Linked DNA regions of Homo sapiens: region 1 is linked to region 2. The links are chromatin loops, found by intact Hi-C in ENCODE. Cell type or tissue: sigmoid colon. All regions are shown on one strand. Each heading gives the region's core, and the rest is flanking DNA. Links, peaks and the distances in the headings are about the cores only.

Region 1 (2,899 bases), core at 400-2,899, 580 kb after region 2:
TTTTTTAAGCAAATATTCCTTAGAAAGGGACTTATGGCAACGAGAGAGGAAGGGTGACAAACTGCCTGTGGTCCGCACCAGGTATGTAAGAAAGAACCAAGAGGCCCAATTGTCTGATACCAAGTAGATAGAAAGAAATTAACTTCCCTATGCAATTCAATTCAGGTTCACCCGGCCGGACTTTAAGAGGGTAAGTCAAGCCCTCCCAAGGGGTTTTGAAAAAGCCGAACTACCAGGTTTCTAAAACGAAGTCTTCACCCAAATGGACGCATAGATTTTTATTTTTATCGCATAACCCAGGGCTGGAATATAACCTCCCAAATCAAACTAAAAATAATCACATCTACCTGAAATACGTTAAAAAGATTCAGAATCCAGACATCTTAGGTTCATACATAAACCCTCAGTATCAAGCAAATCAGAAACAATGTTCTAGCTTTTTTTTTCACCCAAAAGTATGGAAAGGCTACAGTGGGTACAACTCGTTTAGGATAATACATATACTAAAAGCACATGCATGCCTTTCATTGAAATGCCTAGGGAGGAGTGAAGCCATCTGTGTAATCAATAACAGGATAGTTATAGATTTTTGTGGCAGTGAAGTCTTTTAAAAGCAAGAGTCAATTATGAAAATAAAATCATTTTACAAATGAAACTCTGTACCTGTACCCCCTAAGAATACATTCACAATTAGATTTACAACAGTAAGATTTTAAGAAAACTTTAGGTTTACATTTACTTGCCTTGTTTTTCATTAAGTTTGAAGCAATTTTAGTAGCTTATTTTAAAAGTATATCCTACTAAGTTCTACGACATGTAAGTTTGCACCATTTCTCACAACTTAGATATTTTCTCTCTCGTAACTAGTTAATTCTTGTAACGATAAAATAATGGTATTAAATACATGTGAATCTTAATTATGAAATAATTATCAAACAAGGTGCTTGGACTAGTTTTTGCCCTGCCCTGTTTTTAAACAGCATATCGAAATTACTAAAAAGAGATTTATAAACCCTCACCTTATATCCACTCCAACCCTCACTGGTGCACATATACAGCAACTGCTCTGATTCTTGGCAACAATGGGAGGGGAGGGGAAGAGAAAGGAGGATGACTTTAAAGGAGGAAAAAACCTGGAAAAATTAGGTCCTTTCCCAGATTCCCCTTTCGCTTCCCATTTGCCTTCAAGCCAAAGTAATTTTGTTACAGTTTGCACCTTCTACTACACAATGTTGATAGAATCATTTAAAAAAAAAAAAAGTGAACCTTTCTGAACCATTGCTACTCTCCCTCGCGTTATTCCAGCCATCTCCAGGAGAGTCCCTTCTATATAAACTCTTTTTCTTCTTTGCTACTGATAAGAGAGGAGGATAAAGAGGAACGGCTGTAAAATGTGTGCAAGCATTTGACTCCCATTATCTCCTCCTATTTTCTTACTTCTCTCTTTACCCTGTTTCTTTATCAAGTGCAGTGGTGGCTGCTACCGTTCGCCAAGCGTGCCTGTCTTCTCTCTCGGATTGGCTAAAGCACTGACAGCTCGGATAGCGATTGTAGGAACTGAAGCTCCACCCCCTCATGATGGCCCTGGGACCATTCATAAACTAAATAACTCCAGGAAACAGCGAGGGAGAGAGAGAAAGAAAGAGAGAGGGAGAGAGAGAGACAGAGAGAGTTAGAGGAAAGAAGAGAGAGCGAGCACGAGGAAGGGGGGCGGGGGAGAGAAGCAGGGGGAGAGCGGGGCGAGAAAGAGGTCGGAGGGGAGAGGAGGGGGAGAGACGACTCAGAAAGTGGAATCTGTAAAAGCAAGCTAGAGGAGAAGAAGGAAAACCCTGAATCGTTATAACTACACCCCAGATGCAACGCAAGCAACGACTTCGTCACACTAAAACGGATTTTGTGAGGGCCAAAAGTATAAATTACGAAGCAGAAATGATTATCAAACAACTTCCAGCGGTTTGCACCTAAAGAAACACAAGGAGAACCCACTACAAACAAACAAACCCAGTCCAAACAACGCCTCCAGTAGGAAAAGAGGAAAACTGCGATAACACGACCCCCCGAGAAGAGACGAGACCAACACGCTGAGACTGTGGGGCGTCAGCAAACCTCCAAGTGCACGGCGGACTGAGTTGTACTTCGCAGCTCTCTGGACATTAATTACCTCCTGCACCTTCCATTTGGGGGAGGGTGAGGAAGAAGGCACTCACCTACACTGAGCGAAGAAGTCCTATCAGCGTGGAAGAGAAGTTTAAGAATGAACCACTGAATGTTTCGCTTTTATTTTTAAATTTACTTTGGCACTTAAAAAACCTCATTTCCAGATTTCTGGACAATCTCGGCTGCAGACATCTAAGCCTAACCTTTTGGTATCCTGAGTTTTTTCCCTCTCCTTCTCCTTCCTCACGCCCACCCCGCTTCTCTCGCACACGGTCATCTTTACATATCAAGAGAAAGCAAAAAGGTTCCAAGAGGTACTTTTCTTTTTAGAAAATCACCTTTTCTCCCCTAATTCTTCTGCAGAAGAAAAGAGGTTTCGAAAGAGGGAAAAGGAAAAAACAAGCCGGCTACGGTATCAGCCGGTCAGCCCAGGTGGAAAACGAGAGTGAAAGTAGGGCTTAACGGGGAGCGCACCGCCTCTTTCGAAAGCCGCTGGGCCACCACCAGTGCGTGAGCCTTGGATCCCTCAACGTATTGCGAGACGCCGGTGTATAGCCCGGACCTGTGCCCCAACATGATCGCCGCTCAGGCCAAGCTGGTTTACCAGCTCAATAAGTACTACACTGAGCGCTGTCAGGCGCGCAAGGCGGCCATCGCCAAAACCATCCGAGAGGTCTGTAAGGTGGTCTCGGACGTGCTCAAGGAAGTGGAGGTGCAGGAGCCTCGCTTCATCAGCTCCTTG
Region 2 (2,920 bases), core at 135-2,634:
ACCACAACTTCAGAGCTGAGTAGTTGTGATAGAGGTCTTATGGCCTGCAAAATCTGAAATATTTACTATGTGAAATATTAAGAAAAACATTGGTGGCTTTTGCTCTATGATTTTATGGCTATCAAAAGAGGGTTTTGACCTTTATTCCATTGGAAGAGACACTTCCTTTCTGTTTAGAGTAAAAATTGAAAGTTGTTCTGGCTGGCCTGGTGGTTCACATCTGTAATCCCAGCACTGTGGGAGGCCGAGGCAGGCAGATAACTTGAGGCCAGGAGTTCAAGACCAGCCTGGCCAATATGGTGAAACCCCATCTCTACAAAAAATACAAAAAGTAACCGGGCTTGGTGGCGCACACCTGTATTCCCAGCTACTTGGGAGGCTGAGCCACAAGAATCCCTTGAGCCTGGGAGGCAGAGGTTGCGGTGAGCTGAGATCATGCCACTGCACTCCAGCCTGGGCAACACAGCAAGACTCTGTCTCGAAAAAAAAAAAGAAATAAGAAATAAGAAAATTGTTCCTTCGTGCTTGCAACACAAAATCACCTGCTGCGTAACAGTGTTACCACTATCCAACACTGTTTGTGTCTTCAGATATTATTGTTTATTCACATAATGTACAACAGCATACAGATTATTAAAAAGTGCTGTGCAAAAAGAAGATATTGTCTTACCAGAGAAAAGGAGCATTGCAGGTTTTGTGATTACCCATGAATATGTATTTTAAAAATCGGTTTTATTTTTATGATAGGAAAAAGGTTTTGTTGATTTGCAGAACTTCTGATCAAATACTTTCAGAACCTGGGTTCCAACTGTTTCCTCCACAATAGCTATTCTTGATAACGTCAATGAGAATTCTATACACAAAGCTGCTTTTCTGTAGCAAGTACCTGTGCATATGTTTTCATAATAATCGGAGCATTTTTGTAATAATTTTTAAACTTATACACAATGACATTGAATCAGTAAGACAAAGTCCTAAATCTTCTCTCTTCTCTAAGAAAACTCCCCGTATTTCAAATGCTGAAAATAGGGATTTTGTTTACTCCAGCCAGCATTATTTATAGATTGCCCAAAATTTGCATTTTTGAATGGGAATTTATAGACCTCCCATTATTTTAGCATTTAAAAAATTATCTAATAAATTCTATAGCATAAAGAACTGTTTGAGCATCAAATCCAGATTCTCATAATGGAAATTATCTGAGCATGTTTCTCTGCCTGGCAGAAGGTGGCACTAGAGTTATGCTTGCAAAACCAGTGCGAAATGTCTGCAGAGGCAGTACTTAATTGGCCAGACTTCAAACAGCGGGCTAGCATGGAAATCAGCATATATACTGTTAGTAGTCTTTGAATCAGAATCAAGGCCATATTAACCAAACTTCTCAGAATCCTCCTCCAAATCCTTCAAACAAGTGTCACTAAATAATCATTCTACAGATATTTATTGAGTCCCTAATACTGCATAAAATACCCTCTCTATGTATTAGTAATACCCAGTAAACAATACAGATATTGAAAGTTATCTGTTAGTGAAAGAGACAGATATAAACGGGCCATAGGCAATTATCTATTTACTGACAATTGTCCTGAGTATCAAAGCAGAGACACAGGTTGCTATGACAGGGTATTAAAAGAGAACTTGACGCAGTTGTGGCAGCAGGGAGAGAAGTCTTCCTTGAGTCCTTCTTCCTGAAAGTGCTTATTCTTCATTTCTCATATGTCATACTTTCTAGGCCCTATTTCTGTTTCCATGCTTAAATACCACTCCATAATTAATTGCAATATTACACTTCTGTTCCATATTCCATTAACTCATCTAGCACTATGTAATTTCCCTTGGCTTTGCAGTACTAGTTTCTTCCGAGTATTCAATAGAGCAGTAGTTCTCACCTGGAGCAAGACCACCCTAGTGGCAATTTAGAAATTTGTGGAGGTCATTTTATGGATTTCACAATGATTTGGAAGGTGTTCCTGGCATTAATGGGTGAGGGCCAAGAATCCCGGGCATCTGACCAGGTGTGGAACCATCCTGCCCTGGGAAACTGACTCTCTCCATCCCTCATGTCTTTCCAATGTCCCATTGGTCATTCATCTACATGAACAGCCTCCTTATACTTATCTCATGTTTTACATGTAAACACAAAGCCTTTTGCATGATTTTCATGCAAACTGAATTTTACAGAAATTAAACAATAGCATAAATTGAAGTAAAACTATACTTTATTTAGTTTGAAACTTTCCCAAAAATTGTTAACCATTTTAGAAAGTTCTTTCACCTGTATTTGAGTCCTGATACTACACGCCTACCCCATTCTGCTTTTCCAGCTGACACATTTATGAAGATTCTGCAGATGAGCATAAGCATCTGACCACTTCATGATGACTTCTAGTATCATCAAGTCAAAGTATTTACTTATTGAAAACCATATTACTTCATAAAAAATACCTGCCTTGAGTTTCTCCTTTATATTAAAGTCAGGGATTTTTTTTTTAATTGGGGGGTATTATGTTTTCTGTGAATTTCATGTCAGAGTAGTAAAGAAGATATTATGTGATACTTTTCTTAAAAAAGACATTGGTTCTGATGGGGAGAATCACAGTAGTAGTGCCTACTAGTCAAGGAAGCCTGCAAAAAGCCACTTCTGGCTTAAAAACCTGCCCCCACATGTTGTCTGTGTGACCATGGGCAAGTTCTTAAACTCATTCCACTGTCTTCATTTATATAATGAGACACCATTAGGACCTATCTCAAGGAAACGTTAAGGAAACAGGAGGATATGAGAGCTAGGGTGACACCATTTTAAAATAACTTCATCCTTGCCAGTCACAACCCATGGTCATAACATGTTTAGAGTTGAGGAAATGGCATAAAGATACCTGCAAGTACATACTCCCACAATAATGGATAGTCAGGGTGTCCT

The links. A loop is a pair of places that touch in the nucleus more often than their neighbours do. Peaks named below come from ENCODE experiments on the same cell type or tissue, not always from the same donor. Only the 100,000 strongest peaks of a DNase experiment are listed, where the experiment ranks them.
Region 1: it touches region 2 in a loop (6-fold over the local background); 4 of 110 quality-filtered maps call a loop at or near these places.

Annotation. Positions count from the first base shown.
Region 1 is chr4:150,580,299-150,583,197 of GRCh38, forward strand. All of the region lies in intron 40 of LRBA (LPS responsive beige-like anchor protein), which reads right to left. It overlaps MAB21L2 (mab-21 like 2), which reads left to right and starts at 1,853. Exons shown (of 1, transcript NM_006439.5): 1 at 1,853-2,899. The coding sequence starts at 2,732. LRBA-AS1 (LRBA antisense RNA 1) reads left to right here. Exons shown (of 2, transcript NR_149035.1): 2 at 1-936. In sigmoid colon, for the core only: no CTCF peak of the experiment used is centred there; DNase peaks (open chromatin) are centred at 1,533, 2,103 and 2,713; H3K4me3 peaks cover 2,500 bases; H3K27ac peaks cover 1,573 bases.
Region 2 is chr4:149,998,438-150,001,357 of GRCh38, forward strand. No RefSeq gene overlaps it. Among named protein-coding and RNA genes, the nearest start is that of DCLK2, 79 kb to the right of the region's middle. In sigmoid colon, for the core only: CTCF peaks have their summits at 1,217 (motif pointing right) and 1,418; a DNase peak (open chromatin) is centred at 1,274; H3K27ac peaks cover 191 bases.